Linked DNA regions of Homo sapiens: region 1 is linked to region 2. A link is a loop called in an ENCODE intact Hi-C map of the cell type or tissue named here. Cell type or tissue: endothelial cell of umbilical vein. All regions are shown on one strand. Links, peaks and the distances in the headings refer to the core of each region. The heading gives the core; the rest is flanking DNA. Region 1 overlaps LOC105378275 (a long non-coding RNA gene). Region 2 overlaps LINC00840 (long intergenic non-protein coding RNA 840).

Region 1 (8,335 bases), core at 307-8,306, 55 kb after region 2:
GTACAAAGACATTGATTTTTGCCATTGTTTATAACAAGAAAAAAATGTACACAACATAGCTGTCAGTCAGGAAAAGCATGTGTAAGTTGTAGCTTATTCATACAATGGAATATCATGCAACAGAAGACACAAATTAGACCTATATGTATCTACAGGGATAAATATCAAAAACACAAGGCCAAATGTAAAAATCAAGAAGGAAAATATATGTGAAACATGATTCCATTTGTATATGGATATATCCAAATGTAGTAAAATTATACAATAATACTGTTAATGAATTATACCAACTTAAGGAAAAGCAGTGCTGCTGAGGAGCAGGAAGGAACGAAGGGGTAAGGCCTTTTGAGCTTGATATTATTGTTCTTAAAAATTCTGAAGCAAATTGGCAAAACATTAGCATGCTAAAAGTTAATAGAAAAATCTATATATATATTTCAATGAAAAATATATGTAATGCCCTATTCATGTCTTCTTTCAAGCATGCATATCTATCTTTACATGAATACATAAAACATACTGTTTATTTCTCTTTGCAGTCCTTTTTTTCTCCTATTTCCTTTTCTCTCCCTTTTATTTCATCCTTCCTCCCTGCACCCACATCACCCTCTAAGCCCACCTCACCACACTCCAGCCATCCATGCTGATAACAAATTGTGCTGATTTCCATATTGCCCCCTGCTCTCACAATCATATACAAATGTCCATTCATCTTTGTATATGTGTATGTACATATATACAATATGTAATACTTATGAGTGGATGGTAGTATGTTGTATGTGCTTTCTTCATTTTACTTTTCCCACTCAACAATATCAGAAGGAAATCCTGCTACTTCTCTCTTTCTCTCTCTCCTCTTTTTATCCACTGCATTATAGTTTATGCTATGGATGAACAGAACCTATTTAACAGTTCCCTTACTGAAAAGTGTTCAGTTTGTTTAGTTTCTCTGAACAATGCTGTAATAAGCATTTTTGTCCAAAGATCGTTATCCATGGTGCCTCATTTTACAGGCCCTAGAGGATACCTACATGTGATGGTAAATACTAAGTGTCAATTTGATTGGATTGAAGGATACAAAGTATTGATCTTAGGTGTGTCTATGAGGATGTTGCCAAAGGAGATTAACATTTGAGTCAGTGGGCTGGGAAAGGCAGACACACCCATAATCTGGGTGGGCACAATCTAATCAGCTGCCAGCGAGGCTAGAATATAAGCAAGCAGAAAAAAATGTGAAAACGAGAGACTGGCCTAGCCTCCTAGCCTACATCTTTCTCCCGTGCTGGATGCTTCCTGCCCTCAAATACCAGATTCCAATTTCTTCAGTTTTGGAACTGGGACTGGTTCTCCTTGCTCCTCAGCCTGCAGATGGCCTACTGTGGGACCTTGCGATCGTGTGAGTTAATACTTAATAAACTCCCCTTTCCTTTGGCAACACCCTGGCAGGCACACCCAGGATCAATACTTTGTATCCTTCAATCCAATCAAGTTGACACTCAGCTTTAATCATCACATGTAGGTATCCTCTAGGGCCCATAAAATGAGGCACCAATGCTTATTACAGCATTGTTCAGAGAAACTAAACAAGCAGAATTTTATATTTATTCCATTAGTTCTGTCCCTCTAGAGAACCCTAACTAATACACTACGCTTATCCAAAGTTTTCCATATTAGCATGGCAAGAAAGGTCACGAGTATCTTACAAAGGATTAATTTTTTTCTTGTTTGTTGGAAAATTATTTCATTGTTTTTTCAGATGACTAGCAACCCAAATATACAGAATTCTTGGATCACAATCTTTTTCTCTCACTCCCTTTTGTCTTTCCTTCCCAAATATTGTTGGGATAATTTGGAGCAAGAATGATCTTTTTCCCCTTATAAATGATTTTCTTCTTTCTGGTGCTGACAGGATTTATATTCATTTTTGAAGTATAGTCGCTTCCATGGAACATGTCTTGGTGAATGGTTACTTTCTTTTTCCTAAGACATGATAAGCACTCTTATCTAATAATTCAGATCTTTTGTCATTTCCGGAAAGTTTTTTTAAACTATTTTAAAAATCCTTTCTAACTATAATTTTTTTGTTCCAAAGTGCTCTTTTCTCTATTTGAAGTGCATCAGTGGTGCACTGGAACACATTTGCCTGTTGCTTGTACTTACCATAGTATTCAAATCCCCCTCTAACCTTTGCATACTGTATAATTTCTAAAATCTCATCCATATGACAGTTCCATTTTTGACAACATCAATTCTAATAAACTCAGTAGTCCTGTGGTGCTATATTTGTTCCTCTCCATGTATCAATTCTCCTTGCCTCTCATTTTTTGATCTCTAAGTTGCAGAGCTTGTGGTTGTATTTCTTTAAAAGTATGAGTATTTGTTGTTCGAAAATATCTTATTTAGGTAAGATATTTAGGTACCTTACTTAAGCAAGCGTTCTTCCAAAAGAATTTTCTCTATATCCTGCAAGCTGCTTTTTAAACAATGTTTAGGAGAGGAAATACAGAGTGCTTTCTTTTTGTTTTTGTTTTGCTTTTCTCTTCTGCTGACTTTTCTTTAACCATTCATTTAAGGCCTGTTATCTGCCCCTAGACACTTTAAATGAATTATCCTCAGCTTTCCTGACTGTTTATTTGAAGTGTCTGGAATTCCACTTTAATGTTTCTGTTGGCTTTTTAGCAATACTTCATCGCATTACATTTGGAGTGATTGTTCTAGAAATTACAATACATTTCCTTAACTTTTACCGCCTACTTAGAGCTAGTATTGTACCACCCAACTTAAAATATAGAAATCTTATGACCATAGAGGTTTGGAATAACATTTGAATGCTACTCTTAACTCAGAAACTTGAGTGCCTGAAGTTTATGGTTTGTATTTTTATTCCATTTTCCAGTAGTCTGATGAAGATAAGAAAAGAACTTCCTTGTCTTGAACATACCTCCTAAATTCAAAAAGGAAACAAACCATTGCCTTTTGCCTCTTGTGCTTCCTCCCCATTTGTGAGCACATACATGCAAGCATGTTCATACACACACACACACACACACACACACAACCATACACTTGTACAAATGTAGGCTCTCATGCTGCATATTTATGTTTTTAAAAACTGTTGATCATTTGGAAATCATTAAGATTTTAACTCCTTCACCAGTTCATTGCTGTATGAGGAGTGGAACACACACTGTGCTATAGCACGCTTTGGGCACACTTCTTGCCCTCCCCACGTTCATGCCCTATGTACCTTTGCAATACTCTCCCCTGGGGCAGGGAATAATTATAATCCTCTGATCATCCAACACAATGTGAAGATAATAAAAATTAATTTCAAAAACAAAATTGCACATTTGGAAAAGATGCAGGATTTCATGAGTTCACAAGAAATGTCAGGGCCTGTCTGATCACATCACACCTTCCACCTGTGACTGACTCAGACCAGTCACCAAAGAGTTAAGAAAGGCTCTTGACAACATTGTTGAAAGCTTCTAATGCTTTTGCAAAAATAACAGGCTTTTTAATTTGCTGGGAAGGGGTGCTCTTGTACCACTAGCCTTGAGCTGTGCCCATGATAATCTATAAGAAAATAAGTTATAGATCACAACAGATCAACACATATTTTTTTAAATGATCAATTTTATCACAGCTCAGTGGTAAGTTTATAGAACAAAAAAAAAAGAGTGTCACTTGATAATGAGAAGAAACCTTAAAAGAACAAATGTTAAAGGGCAAACAACCCCCTCCTCCACCACACAGACACACACACACGTATACAGACAATCCTTAAATTCAAAGGCAGTCACTTGCCTCTTTCCTCTAGGAAAATCTAACTTAATCCCTTCAATGATCCCAGGTCTTCAAAAACAAAACCCTGGATTAACACCCTGAATTTAAAATCTGGGTGTCTTGAATGTCTTTGAAAGTACAATCTCAAAAAGCAAAGAAAAAATTTTCAGGTGGGAGAGGAAAAAAAAATACCTACAACAGAGAGAAGAAAACACATAATATCCCAATAAAATATCTTGGCACCTGTATGCTTGGCTGTACATGCACCTGTGTTGTACATGCACACATGTCCATGGGTTACCCTGGCCCCAACTTACACGGGGAAGGTAACTGTATGACCTATCCACACATCTGGCTGCTTCTACCCCAGCTAACTGACAAATACTCCCAAATATTTTGCTATTGGTTGATTTGACAGCCACTCTGGAATAGTTGGTTGGCAAGAGGTTTTAAAGCAACAGAAAACCCAAGGTTGGATGGATTTGCCATCCCCTCCACTTAGGTAAAATGGCTTCCAGTAAGGGGTTGTGCCAGTATTGGCTGCTAGCTAATTTAAGGTCCAATGGAAAATGAAAATAAACAAGTATTAATCCTGAGAACCTTTTTGTGGAGTTATGAAAACAGTCTGTTATAAAACGCATCCAGATGTCAGCCAAGAGTGAGTCAATTGGAATAATAGCTTCAAGTGAAACCAGCAAAGGGCAGCAGGTCAGGCTGTGGGGATTCTGAGGAATGCCCACTCACAGACCCAGGAGCGCACCGCTGCACACCAGCCTGGAGCCTCGCCCACGACACAGAATTCTGTTAAACGATCTATAAAAAGAATTTATGGATCCCATGGACCAACATCGATTTTTTTAAATTAATTTTGTCACAGCTTAAGGGCAGGTTTATAGAAGACCAAGACAAAAAAAAAAGCGTCATTTGATAATGAGAAGAAACTTTAAAAGAGCAACATTTTATTTGACAATTATTAAATTTTTATACCAGTGAAAACAGTTTAATTTTATAAAGACCTATAAAACAATCTCCTGTTGATACACTAGCCCTGTTCTTCAAAAACACATGCCTGAGGATATTTACTGGAACATTTAATATTAAGACCTCTGAAGTAATCTACAAGTCAATCTGTGGAATATTGGTTAAACAAATGATGGTACACTTCTACAGTAGAACCAAATGCAAGTGTTTCTTAATTAATTAATTTTTTATTTATAATTGAAAAAATGCAAATGTTGAAAAGGGTGATAGACCTCCTTGACAACTGCTGTGAAATCATGTCTAGCATAAATTAAGTAGGAAAAAGCAAGTAACAGAGCATTAAACATCATTATTCAGCCATCTTTGCATAAATCAGTCTATCAATCTATGTTTCTCTGATTGTCTATGCAGGAAAAGTTCTAGAAAGAAGCCAATGTTCATGATGGCCACCTCTGAGGAGTGTAGGAGCTGAGGGCAGAGGAGCTTTTCCTTTTTGTGTTGTAGTTTTCTATACTGCTTTAATTTTTCACGTTAGCATGTATTGTTTTTGTAAAGCTTTTTAATTAATTGGTTTAAAAGAGAAGGGGAGGGAAAGGCAAAAGAGCAAGCGGCCTGTTGGAGTGGAAAGCTAACTAATGGGGCATTGGCAATCTGGTTCTTAAAAGGAAATGGGACTCCTATGAAAATACAGAAAACCTCTGAAAATGCAGGAAGTCCAACAGTCACCACAAGGGAAACAGTTTTACCCACTGTGTTTTCTCAAATGAGTGAGCAATTGCCTAAAAATACTACACTGTGTGGTTGCATGTGTTCAGTCCCCACTCAGGATCCTGATAGCATCTCAATTACCTGATGCCAACTTCACTTTAACATTGACTTTTTATTTTAAAAACAAATTGCTGATCTTTGTCCGTGGAAAAGCTGTGAAGTATTTCGGTCCCTGCCACCTATCTGGAGGCCTCATGAGCTGCCACTGGAAACCTGTGGCTGTCAAGGACCATGAGATTTCCAGGTGCAATGTGGGGATAGAAACTCCTAGGACCATCTCAGTGCTGAGCTCGCAAGGGAGCCCAACACAATGAGTGGTCCCTCTCCAGAAGCAGGCATGCTGATTATGTGACGGGATGCCTGGCGCATCTGCAGGAGAAGCCAGCCTGCTGGGTTAGGCCAAATCCCCAACTCTGCATAGTCATGAGTGGGAGGTCCTTGCGACGTGGGTTGGAGTAAGGAAGTTTTTGCAAAGAATGTAGGGATTCCACGATGCAGTGTCCAGTGCCCAAAGAAAGTCGGAACTTCATGAAGCCCCAAAAGTGAATCTAAACATGCATTAAGTTGAGTGGCCAGGGGGAAAATGCTAATATAAGACCTGGGTACAGATAGTGGGGTTAGGAACCCGAAGGATAAGGTGTGAGCAGATGGGCTGAGACAAGTACGAGTAGTAAAGGGCGGAAATAGTCTGTTTCTGTGGCCTGCCTTCAAGTTCCAGCCAGGGATTGGGTCCACTTAAAGCACCAGGAATGGGAGGTTTGCCCTCCCTTTGCAGGGCAGGGCTCTTGATGCCCTGTGTATTCTGGGCTATTGCTGAGGGGGATGCTGGGTCCCAGTGCTGCGAGCAGTATGGGAGCTCACATCTCCTGGGCCGCGCCCTCCTGCTTGCTTTGCTACAGCCTCGGCGCAATCCTTTGCTTGGCTGTGGATTTATTTATGTACCCAGGGTGCTGTGAATGAACACAAACTGCCGTGCTCCAACTAATGTTTCTGTGCATACCAGTAGGGATGGTTAATTTTATGTAACAACTTGACTGAGCCACAGGATATCCAGACATTTGGTCAAATAGTATTCTGGGTATGTCTGTGGGGGAGCCTCTCCGTGAGATTCACATCCAAGTTGGTAAAGTGAGTAACGCAGATTGCCCTCTCCGGCGTGGCTGGGTCTCATTCAATCCATTGAAATCCTGAATAGAACACAAAGGCTGAAATAAGAAACGCCTCTTATCTGACTGCCTTGAGCTGGGACCTCGGTCTTTTCCTGCCTTCAGACTCAGACTCTGGAACTACACCGAGGGCTCTCCTGCTGGCTCTCCAGCTTGCCAACTGCATATCTAGGGACTTTTCAGCCTCCATATGATGTAAGCCCATTCCTTATAATAAATCTCTTTATATAAAGCTGTGCACAGTTGCTAACACCTATAATCCCAGCACTTTGGGTGGCTAAAGAGGGAAGAATGCTTGAGGCCAGGAGTTCAAGACCAGCCTGGGCAACATAGCAAAATCTCATCTCTACCAAAAAAAAAAAAAAAGTTTAATTAGCTGGACATGGTCATGCAGGCCTGTACTCCCAGCTACTTGGGAGGCTAAGGGAGGAAGAGCTTGAGCTCAGGAGTTCAAAGCTGCAGTGAGCTATGATCATGCCACTGCACTCCAGCCTGGGCAACAGAGTGAAACCCTGTCTCAAAATAAAAAACTCTTTATACACACACATACACACACACACACACACACACACACACACACACACTTCTGTTTTTCTGGAGAATCCTGGCTAATACATCTGTTTGTACAGTTATCTTCTTAGGATAAATTCATAAGAGATTTCCCAAGAAAAACCTTCTAGATTTTCACACATACTCCTCAATTTCCATACAGAAATGCTGTGTTCATTACCTTCTCAAACAGCCCTGCTTCTCATGTTGCTTCACTCCACCTGGGCATTGTTCCACATGTTCAATGCTAATTTACCATCTTGTTTAGGATTTTTTTTTCCTTTTTGTGTATGTGATCTGTGCTTATGTCGCTTGTCCATTTTTATCTAGTTGGTTTCTTAGGTCAGGTTGCCTAGGAAAGAGATTCTGAAACAGAGATGTGCATGCAGGATGTCTGGGGCTCTCAGAGCAATGCCTGGAGGAAGGGAGGGCAGCAGGACAGAGGCAGGGTAGAGGCAGGGTGGAGGCAGAGGCACAGAGCCCACAACAGGGGTGCCCTGGAGCTAGGACAGCCTTGCACAGGTGGGTCACACTGGAGGCAAACTACCACTTAGGGGGGTCTTCAACCCTGTAGGAGGCAGCTTTCTTCAGCAGAGGGCAATTCCTGGGAAAGGACTCACTGTGAGCCTTTAGCTGCCAACTTCTTGGCAGCTGGGGAATAGGAATTCAGTCCTGAAGGAGGGATGTAGGTATGGACCACAGCACCCACCACAATTAGAGTGTTGGTAGTTTTCATATTGGTTTGCAAAGCTCTGTGCATGTTGATAATATTAATCTTCTGTCTTATTTTTCCCAATTCAGCTTTATTTGAAATTTTTATTATAATATTTTCCATTCCGAAGAGTTTTTTCATTAATTTGAGTCAATTCTATCGCATTTTCCCTTAAGGTTTCTGATTCTAAAATCTTGGTTTGAGAAGCCTACCCCAGCCTAAAATTACAAAATTATTATCCTGCAATTCCTTGTAATGTTTTCATGGCTTTTTTTACATATAATTAATCTGATAAAGATTTATACTTATTACTGTTGTAATTTTTGTTGCCAGTGTTTTGCCAAATAAGTAACGAGCTGGGCTAATGTGTCAT
Region 2 (8,335 bases), core at 130-8,129:
CAGCAAGGCAGGACTCTCCAGGCCAGGCCAGCAGGGCTACCTGGGAGGAGGCTTGTGGCAGAGGGGCAGAGGTGGGCTACTCCCAGGCTGCATTTAGGACTATTTTGCAGATAGGTAATGGGGAACCACCCACAAGGATAGAGTTTGAAATAAGAAGCAAGCTAAAGCCAGGGCTTTGGGGAATGGAGCTCAGATCCCCAAAACTTAGCATGTAGAAAAACATTTTTGAATCTTACTGGGCATAAGACTCACCAGGAAGAGATAAAAATGCAGATTTCAAGGCAGCCGAGGAAGCTGCTCCCTCAGCAAGCCCTGCTAGGCCTGCGATGTGTTCCCAGGAAAGATTATGGAAGATTTGAAGAGAAAAGCAGAATCCAGGCTTGGGTGAGGTCGGACAGCCAAGGCCAGAGCACAGGGTGGAAACCAGAGAGGTCCTGAGGTCCGAGCTGGCGGGAAGTACAGGAGAAGCAGGAGGGCTGTGAGTGGGACATGGATCCTAAAGCCACAGATCTCTGGGCATGACTTCCTGCGATTCTGAAAGCCTCCAGCTTTTAGGTCAACCCTTGAAATGTGAGCAGGCCATACAGAACCTCGGGGCCTATGAAATCTTCCTCCTTAGAAATAGACTCTTAATTTAGAGTTGAGAGTCCACCCAAGAGGAAAGAGCTAGATTTATTGCTGGCAAAATATGAAGGATGTAACATGATACCTCTTCAAGTCTCCTTATATATTTTCACAGGCCAGGCAGTAATTGCCTCCAGAGATGAGGCCCTGATGGGTTAGGGGAGGAACCCTGCCCACCCGCCCGCCAGCTAGGAGGAGGGAGTCTGGGGCCAGGTACAGCTGTGGTAGGGATGCAGGACAGAACGGACTCACAAAAAGAAGTCGTGGTGGGGTCCACCAGGCCCAGGAACTGGCAAATAAGGAAACCACAGAAATAGAGGGAAGGTGGCAAACAGGGCGGAAGGGAGCCAAGAACTTGCTCGTTACAAAGGCAGGAACCCTACTCTGTTCCCAAAGGCCTGAAATATCTCCAGAGGGTAGCTGTGTCCACACAAAGCTTCCTCTGGGTGAATCAGGCACAATGAGGGCCCGGGATGAGTCACTCTCGTTCCAGCCTGGCGTCTTCCCTTTGGGAGCCTTTCTGCAGACAGAAAACTGTAGCCAAATTAGGACACTCTAAGGATCCGAAGGCACCAAGACCTGCTGGCCTGCGACCAGAAGAATCCAGATTTTATGCCTGATTTGGGGTGATCCTTAAGTCATCCGACTCATTTTCCTTATGGTGAAGGGTGTTTATCAAAGCCCAGTGACTTGTGAAGACCACCAAATGGTGCCTATGTGATGTCAAAGCTGTGCTGGAAGAAGGGAAGGGTATTCTCTCAACTAGTGGTTCAGGAGAAAGAGGCATGACCCCCACAAGCACTCGGAAAACTTTCATCCACCAAATAATCACACAAGTCATGCAAATGAACACTGTGGGAGGTGCCTCAAAGGAAAGAACATGCCCCTGCCCCTGCCCCTGCCCTTGCCCCCGCCCCAGCCCCTGGGGACGCCGGCAAAGCTTCTGTGAGGAGCTCACCTTTGGACTGAGGTCTGGAGGATAAGCGCATGCCAACAGGCCAAAGAAGAGGTGGACAGTCACGGGGACAAACAGAACACTATGCAGACGCCTAGAGCAGGGGTTCATGGTGAGCTCAGCCTCATGAGAGGTTGCAGCCAGACTGGGGAGGGCTGTGGACCAGGTAAAGATCTAGTCATTGTTCTGCAAAAAAATGAAAAAAAAAAAAGGATGTGAAGCATGTAGAGCCACTGAAGGATTTTAGGCAGGACAGCAGCACAGTGAAGCTTTGAAAAAGGCCATGCCGGCCAGATGCAGTGCAGGGGGAGGCTTGCAAGTTACAGGACCAGTGCAGAGAGGCATCCTGGCCATTTCCACCATGCAGTCTCGAGAGAGCTGCTGCAGCTCCAACTGAGACGCTGGCTGTGGATAAAGGTGAATGTGTCTGAGAACACCTGACAGGCAGAATCAGCGGGGACAGACTGCATTTGGGGTAGATGAGGGTTTGCTGTCTCCAAGGCAATATCCTAACAGGAGGAGCACGGGAACAAGGTGTGACTTAGGGCTCCAGATTCAGGTTCTGTTTTTATTATGTCAAGACGCAGGTGCCATCTACATGGGAGCTTCAGGAAGGTGATTGTCTGTGTGTTTCTGGAGCTGTGAAGAAAGTTCTAGAAGGAGATTTCTATGTCAGCTGCACACAGGAGCTCACGAAGCCAAGCTCCTGAATGAGGTGGCCAGAGGAGAGCTCCACATGAGAAAGAGTGACAGCTAGGACCGAGCCACAATTGCCCCCCATAGACAATAGCCATGAGCAGTGCGCAGGGGAACCAGGAGAGAATGGGACCTGGAGGCCAAGATGGTGTGTCAGGAGGAAGAAACCGTTAGCAATGACAAAAGCTGCTGAGACCCTGGAAAAGAGAGACAACAAGAGAACTCCAAGGGCTGTACTAAGAGATCATCCCGAAAATGCTGAAAAGTCAATAGGCGACAGACTGTAGGGACATTGGGTTGCATGTGAAAACAATTGGGGTGAGCGAGGAAATGTTAACCCTTTTGAATATGTGAGAAGTAGGATTGGAGCTGTGCTCAGAGAAGATCATGGTGGCTTAAAAGGAGAGAAACAAAGCTAGGAATTCCATTCTCCATGTTTATACTGCCATTTTGTAAGAAATAAGGCAGTGTAGGACAAGGCTGGAGTAGTCCAGGAATTGACAGGAATGATCAAATCATGGCCACTGAGCTCGCAGGAACTGAATTAAGGGGTGACTCCACAGACACGGAAAGGAGAGCAGCTGGACTTAGTGGCTGAATGGGCCACTACAGGGTGAAGGCATAGACAACTAAGAGACTGGCGGGAAGAAGAAGCAGGATCCATGTCCCTGTCATAGCTGGATGGCCAGGGATTCTGTGCTGAGCTGTTGTCAAGGGCAGCTGTTTCAGGTTCCAGCAGAATATCACAATGTGGAGACACCCATCAGTCACTGTTACCTGCAGACCTGTGCTCAGGACACAGGGCAAGTCGGTGTGGGGCCGGCAGGGACTGCAGAGTCCACTCAGAGGACATGTGCGGAATGCACAGAGGGGCTGTGGAAACACAGAGCCCAGGAGGAAAGGACAGTGGACAGCAGGAGTGACCAGGAGAGACGGAGAAAAGGATGGATGAGGAATGGAGCCCCTGCAGAGAAGGGCAGAGAGACTGTTCCCACCATGGGTTTAGGGGGAGATGCAGGACAAGGTTCCTGCAGTCCCCTGGGTTTGGAGTGCACAGTTTCCACTCGTGTGTAGGAGTAGGAGCCAAATGGAAAGGGATGGAGACAGAGGAGGAGGGCAGAGGAGAAGCAGCTCAGGACCACACCATGTGAGGATAGAAAGAGGGCTGGGAGCACGAACAGCCCCGGGGCTCAGCGCAGGCTGCCAAGGGAATTCTTCAGTTATCTGTTTTGGCTGCTACTCTTTATGTGTGTGAATATGCGTGTGTGTGTTTTCCGAGCTTTATTGAAGTATAACTAACAAATAAAAATTGAGTATTTAAGGTGTACAAGGTCATGTTTTGATATATGCATTGTGAGATTACCAGGAACAAGCTAATCACCATATCCATCACATTTTTATAAGAATACTTGAAATCTATTAGCAAATTTCAAGGATATAATGCCATGCATTATTAGGTCTTCATAATTTAGCTAATAACTAAAAGTTTCCTATCTTGTTTTTCAATAAGGAAGATGGGTATAGAAAAGTCAAAGTGGCCAATGAACATGGAAAAAAGGACAAGATTAATAGCAGTAATTACCCAACATGCTAATTAAGAACTGAAACATTGTCCATCTGTCAAAGTAGCAAATGCAAAAAGTTTCTGCAGAAACATCATTTGGGTTAAAGACTGCGTATCATAGGATGGCATTTTTCCCTGGCTCTGTCGCTGCTGCCATGGTGGCTCTCCTGGCCCCTGCTGTGGGCACATCTGGACACAACCCCCACCCTCCTCACTTCCCTGTGGTGTGGGTCGCTTCCTCTAGAGCTGCAATTACATTTGAGCCAGAGTCAGACACAGAGGCCTCCAAGCCCTGAAGATGCGGCAGGGTGTGCGAGGCTGCAGGAAGCTGCCTCAGGACCTGCTTGTGCAGGCGGGAAGGCAAGCTCAATGGCAACTCCATGATGTCTTAGAGATTGACTCTAATGTTACAAAGAGGAGAGAGACCGAAAGAGCCATATCTGAGGTCCAGAAACAGAGCCAAGTGGGCACTGTAACTCAGGATGGGTCAAGGGACCTGGCCACTCACACACAGCTGGCAGGTGGCAGAGCCGGGATTTCATCCAGGCTGCCAAAACCCAAACACAGACCCTGCCTGCAGCACGCTCTGCCTCTCTAAGTCCACCCTGCCTATGACCAGGAAGGCCGGGTGTCCTCCCACCCAAGGCAGGCAGTGGTGGGAGGAAGTCAGCAGAGAGACCAGGTGAGGGCCTCCAGCACAGCCACAGCACAGCCCTGCCCATGTGAGCCCATCGGACATCAACACATACCACGTGTCATGTTGTGCACAGCCAGCCCCTGAGCAAGGGCACAGCAGGGCACCTGGTTGCAGAGCAGTGTGGACAGGCAAGGGCACACTGGAGAGCAGGCGGCTGAGGAGCATGCTGGGGCCGGGGTTGCCACCAACCAGCCTGGGCCAAGGAAACTATTCAAACTTTTTTTTTTTTTCAGCAAAAACAATGACAATTTTCTGTCCATTGTCATTTCCTAAGAACACTTACGGGACAAAGTCTCAGCTGCAGTAAACAGCCTGGGAGCCAAAGTCCTCTGGCTCCAGTGAGCATGTTAGGCATGATTCATCTGGTGAACATTCTCTTTCTAAAGAGGGAAGGCCAGGTTAAACAAGGGTTTGCACAAAGCTCTCTTCCTGTGGCAAACAAAAGCCTGGGCTGGGCCAGCCATCAGTCCAGGCTCAGGAGAGCTCCCTAACCAAGTCCACATGTGGCTCCCATGAGACCCTCCCAGATGGGACTTGGGGAAGATCTGATGATGATGGTGATGATGGTGATATGGTGTTCTTCCAGAAATGCCTAAAATGTGCCAGCAGAGTCTTCCCTGGGAAGCAATATTGTCCTGGCAAAGCAATGGGATCAGGAGGCCTTTTAGTCTCGATCAGAATAGGGAGGAGAAGGCACCTTTGGGAATAAATGAAGCACCATGGGCCCCAAAGAGAGCCAACATGCAAATCATGGCCTGAAGATGACCCTTGAGGGAATGGAGCTCAGGACCACTGACAGGACACAGAGAGGAGGCAGCAGAGGGATGGGCAGCACTGTGATCCCGGCATCCAGGGCAGTGATGCCAAGCAGCAATGGCCCTCCTGTGCTCGGCGGTTACACGAAGGCCCAGATCAGTGCCAAGCGGGTGGTCTACTGGGCAGGCGGGGTCTGAAGGAGACATTACTTCCTGCCCGATCTTGTTAGCCAGGCTCACATATCGGACCAACCCCCATCCCACCTTAAATTGCAATCCACGTCCTTCTCAGGAAATAAGAAACCCCTCAGTCTGCACAATGCTTTCTTTGCCATGATTTGTATCACCCATGTCTTGCTCTATGATTTGGGGATTATGTTCATTGTTTGTTGGCTACACCCCCACTTCTCAGTTGGAATACGCATCAACTCCAGGAGGGCAGGGAAACTTTTTCTTGCTTCCTGATCTCCCCCTAGCACCTCGAGCAGTGCCTGGCACACAGCAGGTGTCCACAGTACTTGTCGAATGCAGAAGTGAATAAATAGCAAGACAGAGTCACCCGGCTGGCTTGGACCTGGACTGGCCAAGCTGGTGGTCTACACCATGATTTGCTGGATAATCCATGCAGCTTTCCCTGCATAGACACAGATGCAGCCCCTCTGTCCAAACATGATGCTCCCTCTGTCATTGATGGGAACCAGATGGAGTCGCGCCTGTAACATGACTGAGCACTGATTTCAGTAAAGTAAATGAATTACCAAATTGTAGTCATTATAATTTATCTTCATCTTAGTGACACACTTGACTGGCTGCTATAAACCAGGATTTGAAGAGTGAATGTGAATTTACAGACCTCTCAGCTCTGCCCACAGGATCCAAATCTGGCAGAATTGTCATCTCTATTGAACTATTACAACTGAATGGTGAGCTCTCCTACCCCCAGATTTACCGTTAATATGTGGTAACCCAACTATAGGAGCCATCTGATAATTCATCCTAGTACGTCAGATTTGGAAAGACCTTTAGGGTCATCTAAACAAATTCCATCTGCTTGAAACGAATGCCACTAAATCACAACTACCACTCTGCCAAGACTGGGCCAAAGTCCAGCTCACACAACTCACCCCACTCAAACAACAGTCCCACACACAAAATGGAGTATCCACTCCTAAAGCTGAGTCAGCCCTGAAAGGTCTGAGGGGTTGAGCAACCTAGCTCAGGCATAACAAGTGACTTTCAGAACTATTACTCAAACTGAAGAGTGTCTGACTCCAACCCATCACTCCCAACCATTATGCTCACCACTGACTCTGAATTCTGGAGAAAATTGTCAATAAAGATGTAGAGGATTGGTGACTCCTAGGTCCATGACACCTGAACTCACCAATTTTAACAACATTGAAAGCAAGAAGGCCAGACATTGTTGCTTCCTGATGTGATGAAGGTACAACAGGAAATGCACAGCATTCATATAAAGTGGCTTTGCCAAAAAAAAAAAATGTGAGTTTAATCAAGCATTGGATATAACCACCTGCAGGAAGCATGGAAGATAAATCTTCAACAAGAGGGCATTTAGCTAAATCCAGAACATAATCCACTGTACAGAAAAATGACCCATGACCAAGTTTTTTCAACAAATAAATGCATTTTTAAAAGAGAGGGAGAAGTATTACAGATTAAAAGAGACCTAAAAGACACCTCACCCAACCACAATGCGTGGACCTTGTCTGCATCCTGAATCCAGCAAAGCACCTGCAAAAGGACAATGATTTTTATATTTAGCTGAGATTCATTTATTATGACTGCAGTATACTATTCCATTCTATAGCTTTTTCCTTTTTTTATTTTTATAGATTTAGGGTGTACAAGTGCAGTTTTGTTACCTGGATAGATTTCATAGTCATGAGGCCTGGGCTTTTGGTGTAATCATCACTTGATTAGTATACATTGTAACTGTTAGGTAATTTCTCATCCCGCATTGCCCTCCCAACCTCCCCCCTTTCTGAGTCTCCAACGTCTGTTATTCCACACTCTATGTCCATGTTTACACATTATTTAGCTCCCACTTATAAATGAGAATACACAGTATTTGACTTTCAGTTTCTGGGTCGTTTCATTTGAGATAATGGCCTCCAGTTCTATACATGTTACTGCAAAAGACATGATTTCACTCTTTTTTATGGCTGGGTAGTATTCCAGGGTGTGTGTGTGTGTGTGTGTATTATACACATTATATATATAATATACACACACACCATATTTTATGTTGTAAAATATATCCATATTTTATGGTGTATATATATATATATCAATACCAATACGGTGTGTGTGTATATATATACTATATTGGTATTTATATATATATATATATATATATATATTTCTAGAATTTGCTTCAAAATACTCCAGGAAAAATAAAACACAGAGTAAAGGGGTAGATGAAGTAAGAATAGCTAAGTACTGATCATTATTGAAGCCAGGTTATGAACAAGTGAGGTTTCATTAGACTATTTGTTCTACTTCTACATATGCTTAAGATTTTCCATAACAAAGTTAAATTTAAAAAGAAGTGATGACACCCGGGAATAGAATCTTAAACCCCAAAACAACACTGTACTCTATATGGAAATGGTCACGCTCTCCCTTTGAAAAGCTTTCTCATCACGGGAGATAAAGTTACCAACTTAGAGAAACCGAAGGGTCTCAGTGAGACACTCCCCAGGAATATACCACAGAAAGCAAAAGCATAATGGCTAAGAGATAAAACCATGGAAAATTTAAGAAAAGATGTATGTTTTAAAATATTAGTGAAACATTTAAATATACATAATGAACTGGGAAAGTATAAAGTACATGTCAAAAAAATCTTAACATTATCATTACATTTAAAATATTATAAGCCTATAAGAAAAAACAGACTATTCCCTCTGAAAGGGCAAAAGATATGAGCAGACAGTTCGTGGAGGGAAAGGAAAGGTATAAAGACAGTGAATATGTATAAGGGAACAAACAAGAGGACAGGTTCACTTGTAATAAAATCAGCA

The links. Peaks named below come from ENCODE experiments on the same cell type or tissue, not always from the same donor. Only the 100,000 strongest peaks of a DNase experiment are listed, where the experiment ranks them.
Region 1: it touches region 2 in a loop (7-fold over the local background); 6 of 110 quality-filtered maps call a loop at or near these places.

Annotation. Positions count from the first base shown.
Region 1 is chr10:43,805,524-43,813,858 of GRCh38, reverse strand. The region is part of intron 2 of LOC105378275 (a long non-coding RNA gene); the gene reads right to left. Among named protein-coding and RNA genes, the nearest start is that of LINC02658, 31 kb to the right of the region's middle. In endothelial cell of umbilical vein, for the core only: no CTCF peak of the experiment used is centred there; a DNase peak (open chromatin) is centred at 4,408; H3K27me3 peaks cover 205 bases.
Region 2 is chr10:43,860,587-43,868,921 of GRCh38, reverse strand. It overlaps LINC00840 (long intergenic non-protein coding RNA 840), which reads right to left. Exons shown (of 5, transcript NR_038268.1): 2 at 6,995-7,043; 3 at 1,583-1,765. Among named protein-coding and RNA genes, the nearest start is that of LINC00840, 5.3 kb to the right of the region's middle. RefSeq lists a silencer at 1,467-1,761, a cis regulatory region at 4,073 and enhancers at 3,989-4,158, 4,921-5,421, 5,422-5,922. In endothelial cell of umbilical vein, for the core only: no CTCF peak of the experiment used is centred there; DNase peaks (open chromatin) are centred at 1,091, 4,881 and 6,391; H3K27ac peaks cover 4,408 bases.